Linked DNA regions of Homo sapiens: region 1 is linked to region 2. A link is an interaction called in ENCODE POLR2A ChIA-PET data of the cell type or tissue named here. Cell type or tissue: GM12878. All regions are shown on one strand.

What was found. ChIA-PET counts read pairs that join two places held together with the same protein. Peaks named below come from ENCODE experiments on the same cell type or tissue, not always from the same donor. Only the 100,000 strongest peaks of a DNase experiment are listed, where the experiment ranks them.
Region 1: POLR2A ChIA-PET joins it to region 2 with 12 read pairs; 2 of 35 experiments call an interaction of 5 or more read pairs at or near these places.

What each region holds. Positions count from the first base shown.
Region 1 is chr12:68,837,403-68,845,402 of GRCh38, reverse strand. It overlaps MDM2 (MDM2 proto-oncogene), which reads right to left. Exons shown (of 11, transcript NM_002392.6): 11 at 1-6,129. The coding sequence ends at 5,554. It also overlaps a transcript of CPM not described here. Among named protein-coding and RNA genes, the nearest start is that of MDM2, 33 kb to the right of the region's middle. In GM12878, no CTCF peak of the experiment used is centred here; no DNase peak of the experiment used is centred here.
Region 2 is chr12:68,443,058-68,451,057 of GRCh38, reverse strand. All of the region lies in intron 1 of LINC02384 (long intergenic non-protein coding RNA 2384), which reads left to right. Among named protein-coding and RNA genes, the nearest start is that of LINC02384, 4.4 kb to the left of the region's middle. RefSeq lists a silencer at 3,495-3,789. In GM12878, no CTCF peak of the experiment used is centred here; DNase peaks (open chromatin) are centred at 125 and 3,506; H3K4me3 peaks cover 835 bases; H3K27ac peaks cover 834 bases.

The DNA.
Region 1 (8,000 bases), 390 kb before region 2:
GTTTGTTAGCTCATTTTATAATTTGTTACTTCTGAACACCTTCCAAGTGCTGGTGCTTTCAGATATCTACCTCAAAGTATTATTTGTAAATGTCAAAAAGTCCCTCTTACATATAATTGAAAGCTGGCTACATGGTAGACAATATGATCACAAACTTTTAAACAATTTTTTAAGCTGAAGAAATACTTTTTCTTTTTATAAGTATCAAATCAAAATGTAATTCAGCATCCACCCATAAAGCGCAACTAAAAACTTTTCACAATGCCATTAACAACTTGTGGTTACCATCATAAGCCTACAGACCTACACACTAATTATCTTTAAAACCCTTATTAGGCTGGGCGTGGCGGCTCACGCCTGTAATCACAGCACTTTGGGGGGCCAAGGCGGGCAGATCACTTGAGGTCAGGAGTTTGAGCCCAGCCTGGCCAACATAGTGAAACTTCATCTCTGCTAGAAATACAAAAATTAGCGGGGCGTGGTGACAGGGTGCTCTAACCCCAGCTACTTGGGAGGCTGAAGCAGAACCACTTGAACACAGCCAGGAGGCAGAGGTTGCAGTGAGCCAAGATTGCACCACTGTACTCCAGCCTGAGCCACAGAGCAAGACTCCGTCTCAAAAAATAAATAAAAATAAAATAAAACCCTTATTAAGGATTTAAAAAATCTTAATTATATAATGCCAAAAGCTAGTCCCCGTCTGGCTTAGGGGCCCACAAGCTCCTGCTTTAAAGCCAGTTTTTTTGTTTTTTTCTGATGTACTTACATTTGTGCCTCACAATCAAGAGGTTCCCAGCTTGGTGGAACTTTCAAAGATGAGGCAGAAAACTAAACAGGCAATTACAATCTTACTTTTCACGCTGACAAGTGGTACGGTGGCTAGCCCAAACTCCCCTCCCTGTCCCAGCTACCTCCCTTATAGACCATTCACGATCACTTAGGCCAGGCTGCCATGTGACCTAAGAGAAGACAGGGAGAACACAGCATTTCTTACTCCTACTAACTTGCAACATCATTCTCTCAAGTTGCTCTCATTGGAGGCTCCCAACTGCTTCAAGCTGCCCAGTGATATTTGTATTTCTAAAGTGGGCAGGCATGGCCATTCCAGAAAAAGAAACACATTCAGACTTGTGCCTTTTGTTACCCAAATATATGATATTCAAATAATTTCTATTTTAACAACTCATAAAAATTTAAGATCAAATAATTGCATTCTTGAAACAATTCTTAATCATTTATTTTCAACACGTGTACTATAAAGAACCTAAGAAATCAGACAATTTTAATAACCCATAAACATGTTGAATCCATTTGCAGATTTAAATTTTGTAAAAATAGCTGTCACTGCCTCCATATATCAAGTGTACTATGTTTATAATCACATTTATGCTACCGATACTCCTCAGAAAAAAACAGATTCTGCTTGGTTCTAGCTTCAGTATTATGAACTCCAATAATGCTTTGAGGACCTCCAAAGGAAAAAAACAGATTCTACTAGGTTCTAGCTGAAATATTATCAACTCCAAATTGAAGCTGAAGTATTATCAACTCCAAATAATGCTTCGAGGACCTCCAAAAAAAAGAGATTCTGCTTGGTTGTAGCTGAAGTATTATCAACTCCAAATAATGCTTGGAGGACCTCCACAGGTAAACTACTAATCCCTTTGGCCATTTATTGAGACAGACAGAGAGAGAGAGAGAGAGTTTTGAAGCAACAATGTACCATTAGTAAAGTTGCTGTGCAGAATTACCTCAGTCCTATTCTAAGCTTACAGTTCAGTTGATTTTATTGTCTTCACCTAAGTATATACAATTCACATATGGGAGAAAAACACTAAATCAAGATGGTTATTTTCACTGTTTTGCTTAAGATTCATATTTAAATATAAATCAAGAAGTTAATCCACAGTTTGAGAGATACTTATATTAGAAATTTTAAATGTTAAATACATAATTGTAAATATGGTGTATGTACTGTTTCACATACAATGGGTATTGATCAAATCAGTGTAATTAGCACACCCATCAGCTCAAATATCATTTATTTGTAGCAAGAACATTCAATACATTAACTATAGTCACCCTACTCTCTCTCTCTCTCTCTCTCAATAAATGGCCAAAGGGATTAGTACTTTTACCTTTGGAGGTCCTCAAAGCATTATTTGGAGTTCATAATACTTCAGCTAGAACTTATTCCTTCAAATTTAACTCTGTACCCATTAAAAGTGGTTTTGTGTGCAATTAACAGACACATGTTCTACCCATACATTGTTTTCCAAAATTATTGTGTGGCTTTAAAAAAAAAAAAACCCACACAACAAATTGCAAAAGGCACTGAGATAACATCTGCTTCTAGATCATTGCTAGGCTCGAAAAATAAAGCTTGTTCTACCAGGAATGACAAGTTAGAACTTAGTATTTGCCAAAGCAGAAATTATATAGTGTCAGTTATTTCAGGCAAACCTTATTCGGCTCTCATCCCCAACTATCTGTCAGAACAATTAAAAGAGATCAAAACAGTCCAGCATAACTAGGCTTCATTATATAAGGCCATTTTGTTCTAAGACACTAATAAACCAAAATAAGAAATATTAAAATCAAAATAAAAGATATTATTTGAGCTATTTTCATACAAACTGTTGGTTCCTTATATCCTCCCTTCTATAATAAAGGGCATATTTTACTGCAAAGAAAATTTTACTTTATATATATCACTAGCCATAAATTTTTGAATGTCATTAATTACATGTTGTCTAGTACCATTAACCAAATAGCGTAACTATTTTATGTCCACATTTCACTTCTGTATTTACAAACATATCAGTAAAGAGTTAACAATGAGATGCGATCAAACATCCATATTATCTGTTTTGTAGACAGCAATGTAGATGATTTTGTAATCACCTTTCATCGGAGTGACCTTATATAAAAAATAAGTCAATAATTTAGAGGTTCTAAGTCTCCAAAGGAGATTTTCAAATGTAAATATAGAAATGGTTATAGATAATGAGATTTTTAGGAAACCTCTGCCATGTCTGCATCCTGTTAACTGTTATATCATCTTTTCTTCCAGCTGCGTTCCTTTGCCTGCAACAGGGGTCAAGATGAGTTTTGCCTGACTTCTTTGATGTCCTGAACTTTCCGTAGTCCTTTTTCTTGAATTTGTTCATTATAAATATAGCTTGGCATTTGTTTGATCTTTTCAACTGTCTTCACTGCATCAGTAGTTTTATTCCATAGTTCTTGCAGATATTTGACAGGCTTGTTACTATATTTTTCAAATTCAAATCCACTGTAAGCTCATTATTAGCAGTTGCTTTACAGAATGCTTTAGTCCACCTAACCTTTTGAGAATTGCACTTCTTTTAAAGTTTTTGTGACATTTATGTTTATACAATCTGAACACCTTGCAACAGCTGCAGATGAACATCATGATGTGGTCAGGGTAGATGGGTCCCAAAGAAACTAACACTTCTCAGTGCTGAGCTCGGATGGGCCTCCACTGACCAAACACGGAGCTTGAGAGGAAGTCAAGAGGTATCTTGGAATTCCACATGCTGACCCTGTCATTCTTGAAGGAAAATGATGCATAATTTCTGAATAATTCAGAAAGAACTTAACAATCTTTCCAGTTAGTTTTTAAATAACAATTCTGTTTATCAAATTTCTGAATTAACTTTTCTGAATTCACGGGTTTCTAAAACTGGCCTTAAGCAAAAGTCTGAAACCTAGGCTGGGAACCATGTAACCCAGGCCAAGAAGGTACTTTAAAGTGTCTTAGAGTTGTTTTTCAACTTAGGGGGAAACAACAGATTCCATTAAATCCCATAAAGGATTTTTTTGTGTGTGAAAAAGGGCCTGATGTAATCTAGGTTAGACTCAGGAGGCTTTAACAAGTTTTGTCTTACGGGTAAATGGTGGCTATTTTCACAGATAACATCATTACTCCCATCCCTTACTATGGTTTATACAAAAGAGGCTGGAGAATAAGTACATTTTTACAGCCGGGTGTGGTGGCTAACGCCTGTAATCCTACTTAGCACTTTGCGAGGCCAAGACAGGAGGATCTCTTGAGCCCAGGAGTTCGAGACCAGCCTGGGCAACACAGGGAGACCCTGTCTCTATTGTTAAATCAAGAAAACCTAAAAAACATTTTCATTTACATAGCACCAAATATAAGAGCCTTTTTTTTTTTAACCTAGAAAGAGTATTTTGGAGAGAGAAACTAAGGATCAGAAGGTTTAAGAGTATCAAAAATCTGAGGCCAGGTGCCTCACATCTGTAATCCCAGCATTTTGGGAGGCTGAGGTGAGTAGATCACTTGAGTTTAGGAGTTCAAGATCAGCCTGGCTAACATGGTGAAACCCTGTCTTTACTAAAAATACAAAAAAATCAGCTGGTATGGTGGTACATGCCTGTAATCCCAGTTACTTGGAAGGCTGAGGCAGGAGAATAGCTTGAACCCAGAAGGCGGAAGTTGCAGTGAGCCGAGATCACTCCACTGCACTCTAGCATGGGTGATGGAGCAAGACTCTGTCTCAAAAAAAAAAAAAAAAAAAAAAAAAAAGAGTATCTAAAATTTAAATACTAATTCTTGGCTGGACATGGTGGCTCACATCTGCAATCCCAGCACTTCGGGAGGCCGAGGCGGGTGACCTCACTTGAGGTCAGGAGTTCGTGACCAGCCTGGCCAACATGGTGAAACCCTATCTCTACTAAAAATACAAAAATTAGCTGGGCATGGTGGTGCATGCCTGTAATCCCAGCTGCTCCAGAGGCTGAGCCAGGAGAATGGCTTGAACCCGGGAAGCGGAGACTGCTAGATCATGACACTGCACTCCAGCCTGGGCGACAGAGAGACTCATCTCAAAACAAACAAACAAACAAACAAACAAAAAAACAAAAAACTAAATCTTTCACACATTTTCTCTTTATATCAAAGGTACTAAGTGACATTTAGGCCGGACGCGGTGGCTCATGCCTGTAATCCCAGCACTTTGGGAGGCCGAGGTGGGCGGATCACGAGGTCAGGAGATCGAGACCATCCTGGCTAACACGGTGAAACCCTGTCTCTACTAAAAGTACAAAAAATTAGCCAGGTGTGGTGGCAGATGACTGTAGGCCAAGCTAATTGGGAGGCTGAGGCAGGAGAATGGTGCGAACCCGGGAGGCAGAGCTTGCAGTGAGCCAAGATCACGCCACTGCACTCCAGCCTGGGTAACAGAGCAAGACTCGGTCTCAAAAAAAATAATAAGTTACATTTAAATGTCATATACATATTTAAGAAAAAAAAAAACCAAGTACTTCTCATTTAAGACAGAGTAGAAATTATTTAAAATTAGGAGTTGGTGTAAAGGATGAGCTACATATTCAAGTCAAATTATAGTAAGTATTCACTATTCCACTACCAAAGTAGGTCAATTATACTAAAGAGAAGAAATCTATGTGAATTGAGGCATTTTCTCACTTTGATATATGTGAATAAATTTCAGGTTGTCTAAATTCCTAGGGTTATATAGTTAGAAATATATAATTCTCTTATAGACAGGTCAACTAGGGGAAATAAGTTAGCACAATCATTTGAATTGGTTGTCTACATACTGGGCAGGGCTTATTCCTTTTCTTTAGCTTCTTTGCACATGTAAAGCAGGCCATAAGATGTCCTGTTTTGCCATGGACAATGCAACCATTTTTAGGTCGACCTTGACAAATCACACAAGGTTCAATGGCATTAAGGGGCAAACTAGATTCCACACTCTCTTCTTTGTCTTGGGTTTCTTCCCTTTCAAACTCTTTCACATCTTCTTGGCTGCTATAAATAATGCTACTAGAAGTTGATGGCTGAGAATAGTCTTCACTTTCTTGTGATTGTGAAGCTTGTGTAATTTTATCATCATTTTCCTCAACACATGACTCTCTGGAATCATTCACTATAGTTTTTTTACAATCAGGAACATCAAAGCCCTCTTCAGCTTGTGTTGAGTTTTCCAGTTTGGCTTTCTCAGAGATTTCCCCTTTATCTTTCCCTTTATCTTCAGGAAGCCAATTCTCACGAAGGGCCCAACATCTGTTGCAATGTGATGGAAGGGGGGGATTCATTTCATTGCATGAAGTGCATTTCCAATAGTCCTTCAATGAAATAAGACACACAGTCAGTTTCTGTAACCCTTTAACTGCTCAGTCACAGGAATGCTAGCAACTTTGCTATGTCTAAGGTAAAGTATATCATAGGGCTCAATATTCAGTGTTTCATGTTTTATATAAAATAGTCACTGTAAACAGCATGAGGACTATAGTTAGTTATATATTGGTATACTGGAAATTTACTAAAAGAATAGATTTTAGGTATTTTAACCATACACACAAGAAAGGTTAACTATTCAAGATAATGGATTACATTAATTTGCTTGACTGTAGTGATCATTTCACTATTTACATGTGTGTCAAAACATCACGTTATATGTCTCAATTATACACAAAACAGATTTTTAAAGGTCAATATGTAACAGTCTCTCCTAAAGTAGAGTAAGTACACCCATTTTTTTCACCCTTACCATCCTGAAAAATTCTAAACTAAAAATATATTAACTGTGATGTGATATTAATCATGTACCTATAAAGTTATCTGTTTCAGGATACAAATGCAGTTGCTTCCTTTAGTTGAAGCAAGTCTATGGGATCTTTTACTCTGTCATGCAGCCTATATCCACTCCCTTAAAGGCTCAACCCTAGGCGCTATTCCAAGAGTCCATCCCATCAATCTAGATGAAACCTGCCTCCTCGAGAAAGACTTCCTAATCCACCAGTGACTAGAACTACCTTAGAAGTACTCTAAAACCATGGCTTAACTGAGTATTCCCTAACTCCATCCACAAGAGAAATGCTAAAACATTTTTCACAGCAAGTATTGCTGCTAAAACCTATCATCCTTGGTCACTAACCGTAATATCCTTTCCTTTACCTGTCTATCCTTTCCTGTGTTCTCATCTTTGTAACTGCTCAATGCTTCTTCCTTTTCCCAACGTTTTATCCCACAAACCTTTCCACCATGCAATTTGGATAACAAACTCTCCCACATCCCCAGCCTTTTTACATAACCTATCTTCTTGCCTTAGCTGAAGCATGGTTCTTGCCTGAGGACATTTAACAAGTGAAAACTCTTAAGTAAGAGGTATTTCCGTAACCATTTTGAGATTGCCTCACAAATGATGTTAAGACAGGAGCAATAAAGATAGACTATTCATTCTTCTTTTTTCAAGTTATAGAAGGGGGTTTTTCACAGCTCATAAAACCAAAGAAAAAGGTCTTGCAATATGGGAGTAAAAGTGCATCAAAAAGTCCAATAAATTCCAAGATGAATATCTAAAATAATTTGAGTCTTAAAATAGATTTAAAAAATTAAAAGTATCTAAAATATTTTACTCAACTTGACATCAAATGATTCAATTAGTTATTTATTTTCTAATACAGTAAAAATTTTGGAAACTCTTGAATTTTCATCCTTTTTTGCACTTGAATAATTAGTAACTGTCTATAACTCAGAAAAAATGGAATTTATTTCCTATTCAAATATAATAAAGGCAATATTAAGAACAAAAACTAAAGCACAATAGTTTTAAAAAAACCTATAATACCTCAGGAACTCAGTGAAGTATGCATGAGATGTAAACATTTAAGTGTTAATTTCTTTAATGGCAAATCCTACCACATTCTATAATACAAATCAGTAATAAAAATGTTTACATTTGGCTGGGTGTGATGGCTCACACCTGTAATCCTTGCACTTTGGGAGACTGAGGCAGGTGGATCACTTGAGCCCAGGAGTTCAAGACCATCCTGGGCAACATGGTGACATTTCTACAAAAAATACAAAAATTAGCTGGGGTGTGATGGCATGCACCTGTTATTCCAGCTACTCAGGAGGCTGAGGTGGGAGGATCACTTGAGCCTGGGAGGTGGGGGCTGCAGTGAGCCATGATCACATCACTGCACTCCAGCCT
Region 2 (8,000 bases):
TGAGTTTTTTTTTTTTTAAATAACCTTTCCTGGAGGCATTTGGCATAAGCTAAGCTTAAAGGCACATGATTCAATCATTGATTATTCAAGACATGTCATACTTAGGCTTTTCTAATAACCATATTGTCACTGTCAACTAGATATTGAGCTCTGGTTTCTAATTTTGCACTGGAAGCTGTACAAAGTCTATTGTGTTCTGTGTGTGTGTGTGTGTGGCTCTGGCAATGCAGAAATGGCAACAAGGAAGTATCTAGCACCCATGAAAAGACTGAAGAACACCAATTTGCTTTCTCTCAGTCAAGCCATCTTTCTTAAGACAACCCTTGTCCTGTAGCTTGAACTGTTTAATCCTTGTATATCTTCCATCCCTTCCACCCTTAGGGAACCTCCATAAGGTGAGGACAATGTGTCTTTTTTACCACCTGCTATTGTCTAAATGTTAGTGTCCCCCTCAAATTCATATGTTGGAACTAATACCCAATGTGATAGTATGAAGAGGTGAGTCCTTTTGGGAAGTGATTAAGTCATGGATCAGTGCCTGTGTTAGTCAGGGTTCTCTAGAGGGACAGAACTAATAGGATATATATATATAAAACAAACTCATATATATATATATATATATATATATATATATATATGAGTTTGTTAAGGATATGTAATAGGATATATATATATATATAAAAAACACATTCATATATATATATAAAACACATTCATATATATATATATAAAACACATTCATATATATATATATATATATATATATATATATATATATATGAGTTTGTTAAGTAGTATTAACTTATACGATCATGAGGTCCCATACCAGGCTGTCTGCAAGCTGAGGAACGAGGAAGCCAGTCCAAGTGCCAAAGCTGAAGAACTTGGAATTCAATGTTCAAAGGCAGGAAACATCCAGCAGTGGAGAAAGATTTAGGCTGGGAGGCTAGGTCAGTCTAGCCTTTTCACATTTTTCTGCCTGCTTTATATTCTGGCCACACTGGCAGCTGATTAGATGGTGCCCACCCAGATTAAGGGTGGGTCTACCTTTCCCAGCCCACTGACTCAAATGTTAATCTCCTTTGGCAACACCCTCACAGACACACCCAGGATTAATCCTTTGCATCCTTCAATCCAATCAAATTGACACTCAGTATTAACCATCACAGTGCCCTCTTAAAAGAGGTGCCTTGCCCTTACTGCCATTTGGTAATATAACAAGAAGGCACCAGTTTTGAAGCATAGAGCAAGTCCAGACACCAAGTCTGCTGTTACCTTGATCCTAGACTTTCCACTCTCCAGAACTGTAAGCAATACATTTCTGTTATTTATAAATTACCCATTTAAGGTATTTTGTTATAGTAGCCTGAACAGACTAAGATATCACCATACCTCTGTAGTTTAGCACAGGGCTTAAGCTTAAGGCAGCATTTATTCATTGGTTCATTGATTTATCAGTTCATTTAACAAGCGTTTATTGGTAAACACCAACATTCCAGCTTGTCTTGGAATGAAGTTTCCCCATCTTTGATAGGAATACATGCTTATCACTTCCATGTTTGCTCTGAGAGCTCCCCTATACCTCCTCTACTTCTTGGAAGCATGCTCCTCTAAGGTTGTTAGCTCTGCCCTCCTATCCAGATTTGTTCTTTTCCTTTGCATCTGCAGAATCAGCACTATTTCTATAACAAAGTGGTTCCCCTTACTTCTGAATATCACTGGTTTCTTTTATTAATTTCTTTCATTCAAGGTTAAAGAGGTAGTTATATGATGTGACCTGTGATGGTTTCGTGGTGTGTCTGCTTTGGCTTGGATAAATCACATCCCCCAGAGCTCCTTTTCTAGTATGTTTCTGACTAGGGTGGTCTACAAGGGAGAGTCTCTTGCAAAAATTGGAAGATGGAAGTGAGGCAGCAGCTATTTTGTAGCACGCACGTACCTTCTCCTAATTATTGAAACACTAATCTAGGTGCTGCTGTGAAGGGATTTTGCAGCTGTAAAGTCCCTAATCAGTTGACTTTAAATTAGTCAAAAGAGATATTATTCTATGTGACTTAATCAGTTAAAAGCTTTTTAAAAGAGAGTCTAGACCAGGGGTGTCTAAGGGAGAGAGTACAGTCATGGGTTCTTAGTTTCTGTTTCTCATTGGGCCAGAAAAGCCCCTTCCTCATCCCTCTTTTCTGCTTATTACTAGAGACGGAAACTAAAAACTATGGCTTCAGGTTGCTAAAAGCCTAAAACAAAAACAAACAGAACAACAACTACAAAATAAAGTGGTTTGGATAAGCTTGATCTATACTCTCCCTGAGGTCGGAGATTCCAAGTAGTAGAGCAGAAGGAAAGTTGTAGAACTTTTCTACGTTTTGGGACAAAAACACTCATGTTGTTGCTGATCTGCTGATTTGCCTTGTTGGTGTGAAGCAGCAGCTAGTTTATAATTCCTTTACTTTTCAGATGTATCTACTTCCAATTTCACTGACTCTTGGGTTAAGTGTATGTGTACAGCTCCATGACAAAGAGCCCTGACTTCTGCATGACATCCTCATCACTGAGCTCATCCTTGTGGTAGTCTAGCCTGCTTATGGCTTTCCCTTTCTGATTACCTGCCTTGTGGATGTCAGGCCTGCTTAGCCAGCTCCTACAGTTGTGTAAGATAATTCTTTGTAAAAAATAAATGGATATATTAAAAAACAAAAACAAACAAACAAAAATTTTCTGCTGGTTCTGTTTTTCATGTCAAACCCTGACTGATACATAAACTGAAGAAGCAATTGTTGCCTTATATATCATTCAGTTGGACGGTTTGGAACCCAGATGTCCACCAGCATTCATTCAATTATTCATAACTGTACCATAGTTGACAATATAGCAATAAACAAAGCAGATATGGACCCTGCCCTTGGAGAGTAGATTCTAGCAGGAAACAGATGTTATTTAATATTTATAGGATAATACATTAGCATAGAGTTGTCAGAAGGTGTAACTAGGAGACCCTGCCTGAACTTAGGTGTCAGAGAAGAGAAGTAAGGGCCTGGAAGAAAGAGTGAGGGCCTGACAACAAATGAAAGTAATTCAGGAGGTTCTGCAAAGTTGTCGTTCATGGCAGTAGAAGGGATGAGGCTTGGGAGATAAACTGTAGAGGGCTATGCAAGCCAAGATAAGGATGTCTGACTTTACCCTAAGGGACAAATACTTTTATTTAAAAACCTTCATGTTTTGGAATCCTATATAGTTATTTTATAATGTCACAATGTGGTTATATTTTGAACCTTTGAAGATCCCATGGTGTTAGTGTGTTTGATCAGCCATTCCTGCCCCTGTCCTCTTATTTTTTTGCACATTTTTTACAATCCTCTTGTGTAACCCATGATGCCCTTTCTATTGTGCAAGCATCAGTTGGCTACTGTCATACTAGTCATAGTATTTTTAACTCGTTCTCCTGCCTTATGCTTTGAATTCTCACCCATTGAAAGGAAAAGAAAACAAAACCTGCACTTTTCAAATTAATTTACCTGACAGTTTCCTCTTGTCAACGTTTACTTTCTGCTCTATTTAGATGTACAGAAAAGCTTCCGGAGGGTGGGCATTCCCCAGCCTCATTATTCCTGTTCTTCTGACACCACCTGCGGTGTGGGAGCTTAGCCCTTCCTGAGGCTGTTAACCCTTTCTTACTGCTGAGCCCCCTGATGCTCTAAGGATTTTCTTAATGAAGTAATTGATTTACTTACTGAAGTAAACGCCATCCTTGAAAACTAGAGCAGTAAATACCATCAATTCTATGGACTAGAGAGAGGAAACACTGAAATGGTGCTAGAAGGTGCATGACAAAACCAGTCACAAATCTGAATGAGGTTGAACAGTGTGAACCTAGGGTCAGTATTTTTTTTTTTTTTTTTTTTTTTTTTTTAGACAGGGTCTTACTGGGCAGGAGTGCAGTGGTGCAATCCTAGCTCACTGCGTGTAGCCTTTAAGTCCTGGGCTCAAGCACTCCTCCCGCATAGCTGGAATTACAGACAAGGGCCACTGGGCCTGGCCAGTTTTTGCTTTTTTTTTTTTTTTTTTTTTTTCTCTTTCATTATTTTCAGGTTTCCCTGTAGCTGTCTTTGGGAAAGCAGTGAAGTATAGAGGTTAAGCCAAATTGTAAATTGTAAAGCCAAACTGATTTGGGTTGGGAGTCAAGTTCTACTATAGCCTATTTCTATACTTGTAACATGGGAGTAATATTACTACATGTAATAGGTAAAAAACGTGACATGTGCAAAGTAACTAGCTTAGTGCTAGGCACATAGACGGGGCTCAGTCAATTTGGCATATTAAGCATTATGATCTTTATTTTTCATCTCCAAATATTTATTCTGAAAACTGGAACATGCTGATAAGGTAAGCATGTGACACTGGAAATGCAAAATGAAAATTTACATTCTCTAAGCCACAAAGAGCTACATTCACACAGCACTGGGGGAGGTGGGCAGGAAGAGGATAACCTACTCCCAGCCAAGGGAGGCTTCTGACAACCTTCTCCTAGCAGCAAGGACTCATGTGTGAGGATCTCAGCACCTGAGCACTCACCAGTCCTAAAATCCTGGAGTCTTAGACCCCCAAATCTTAGAATCATCTCTTAACAAAATTTTATTTTTAAATTGACACATAATTGCACATATTTATAAGGTACATAGTGACGTTTTGATACATACAATGTTGAGTGATCAGATCAGGGTAATTAGCACATCCATCATCTCAAACATTTATTATTTCTTTGTGTTGGAAACAGTCAATATCCTCTCTTCTTGCTGTTTGAAAAAACATAATATTGTTAACTATAGTCATCCTACAGTGTCACAGAACACTAGAATTTATTCTTCCTATCTACCTGTAATTTTGTATTCTTTAACAAATCTTTCTCTATCCCCCTGTTCTGACTATTCTTCCCAGCCTCTGGTAACCTCTGTTCCACTTTTTACTTCTCTGAGATCATCATTTTTTAGCTTCCACACTTAAGTAAGAACACGTGGTGTTTCTGTCTGTTCCTGGCTTATTTCACTTAACAGAATGTCTGCCAGTTTCATCCATGTTGCCATGAAAGACAGGATTTCATTATTTGTAATGGGGGGATAGTATTTCATCTCATGTATATACCATATTTTCTTTATCCATTCATCTGTTGTTAAACATTTTGGTTGATTCCTTATCTTGGCTATTGTAAATAGTGGTGCAATAAACATAGGAGTGCTGATATCTCTGTGATATATTCATTTCTTTTCCTTTGGATAAATGCCCTGTAATGGGATTACTGGATCAAACAGTAGTTCCATTTGTAGTTTTCTGAGGAACTTACATACTGTTCTCCATAGTGGCTATAAAGAGTTTTTTTTTGTAAATAGTTCCTTTACGAAAATTAGCCAGGCATGGTGGTATGTGCCTGTAGTCCCAGCTACTAGGGAGGCTGAGACAAAAGAATTGCTTGAACCCAGGAGGCAGAGTTTGTAGTGAGCTGAGATTGCACCACCGTACTCCAGCCTGGGTGATAGAGCAAGGCTCTGTCTCAAAAAAAAAAAAAAAAAAGTTCGTTTTTCTCTACCTCCTTACCTGCATTTGTTATTTTTTGTCTTTTTGATAATAGCCATCCTAACTGGGATGATAGACAATATCTCATTGTAGTTTTCATTTGCATTTCTCTGATGATTAGTGATGCTGAGCATTTTTTCATATATTTGTTGGCCAACTGTACATCTTTTCTGTTTGGATCATTTGCCCATGTTTTAATTGGATTTTTTTTTTCTTGCTTTTGAGATGTTTGAGTTTCTTGTGTATTCTGGATATTAATCATCTGTCAGATGAATTGTTTGTAAATATTTCCTATCATTTTGTAGATTATCTTTTCACTCTGTTGATTGTTTTTCTTTTTCGCTACCCAGAAGCTTTTTAGTTTGATATCATTCTATTTATTTTTGCTTTTGTGTCTTGTGTTTTTGAGGTCTCATTCATAAAGTCTTTTCCCAGACTAATGTCCTGAAGCATTTCCTCTTTATTTTCTTCTAGTAGTTTTATAGTTTTGGGTCTTACTTTTAGGTGTTTAATTCATTTAGGGTTGGTTTGTGTATAGGTGAGATGTGGGGGTCTAGGTTCATTCTTCTGCATATGGATATCCAGTTTTCCCAGCACCATTTATTGTAGAGACTGTCTTTTCCCCTATGAATATTCTTGGTGCCTTTGTCAAAAGCAGTTGGCTATAGATACATGGATTCATTTCTGGATCCTCAGAATTGTTCTCAGTGAGCAATTCTGTTCCATTGTTCTATGTGTGTGTTTTTATACCAGTACCTTGCCATTTTGGTTACTATAGCTTTGTAGTATGTTTTGAAGTCTGGTAGTATGATGCCACCAGCTTTATTCCTTTGCTTAGGATTACTTTGGCTTAGGATTACTTATGTCTCATAAAAATTTTAGTGTTGTGTTTTTCTATTTCACTGAAGAATGTCATTGCTGTTCTAATAGGGATTGCAGTGTATATTTCTTTGGGTAGTACAGTCATTTAACAATATTAATTTTCTCAGTCTCTGAACATGGAATTTCTTTTCATTTTTTTGTGTCCCCTTCAATTTCTTTCATCACTGTTTTACAGTTTTCTTTGTAGATGTCTTTCACCTCCTAGATTAAATGCATTCCTAGGTAGAGTGTGTGTGTGTATGTGTGTGTACTTATTGTAAATGAGGTTGCTTTCTTGATTTATTTTTCAGCTAGTTTGTTGTTTGTATATAAAGATGCTACTGATTTTTGTATGTTAATTTTTGATATGGTTTGGCTGTGTCCCCATTCAAATCTCAGCTGAATTATATCTCCCAGAATTCCCACATGTTGCGGGAGTGACCTAGGGGGAGGTAATTGAATCACGTGGGCTGGTCTTTCCCATGCTATTCTCATGATAGTGAATAAGTCTCATGAGATCTGATGGGTTTATCAGGGGTTTCTGCTTTTGCTTCTTCCTCATTTTCTCTTGCCACTGCCATGTAAGAAATACCTTTTGCCTCCCACCATGATCCTGAGGCCTCTTCAGCCACGTGGGACTGTAAGTTCAATTAAACCTCTTTTTCTTTCCAGTCTTGGGTATGTCTTTATCAGCAGCATGAAAATGGACTAATACAGTAAATTGGTACCGAGAGTGGGGTGTTGCTGAAAAGATACTCAAAAATGTGGAAGCAACTTTGGAACTGGGTAACAGGCAGAGGTTGGAACAGTTTGGAGAGCTCAGAAGAAGACAAGAAAATGTGGGGAAGTTTGGAACCTCCTAGAGACTTGTTGAATGGCTTTGACAAAAATGCTGACAGTGATATGAACAATAAGGTCCAGGCTGAGGTGGTCTCAGATGGAGATGAGGAACTTGTTGGGGACCAGAGCAAAGGTGACTCTTGTTATGTTTTAGCAAAGAGACTTGCAGCATTTTATCCCTGCCCTGGAGATCTGTGGAACTTGGAACTTGAGAGAGATGATTTAGGGTATCTGGCGGAAGAAATTCCTAAGCAGCAAAGCATTCAAAAGGTGACTTGGGTGCTGTTAAAAGCATTCCATTTAAAAAGGGAAACAGAGCATGAAAGTTCAGAAAATTTGCAGCCTGACAATGCAGTAGAAAAGAAAAATCCACTTTCTGGAGAGAAATTCAAGCCAGCTGCAGAAATTTGCATAAGTAGCAAGGAGCCTAATGTTAATACCCAAGAACATGGAGAAATGTCTCCAGGCCATGTCAGAGACCTTCACGGCAGTCCCTCCCATCACAGGCCTAGAGGACCAGAAGGAAAAAGTGGCCTGGGGTCCCTGTGCTGTGTGCAGCCTAGGGACTTTGTGCCCTGTGTCCCAGCCACTCCAGCTGTGGCTGAAAGGGGCTAACATATAGCTTGGGCTGTGGCTTCAGAGGGTGGAATCCCCAAGCCTTGGTAGCTTCCACATGGTGTTGAGCCTGTGGATGCGTAGAAGTCAAGAATTGAGGGTTGGGAACCTTCGCCTAG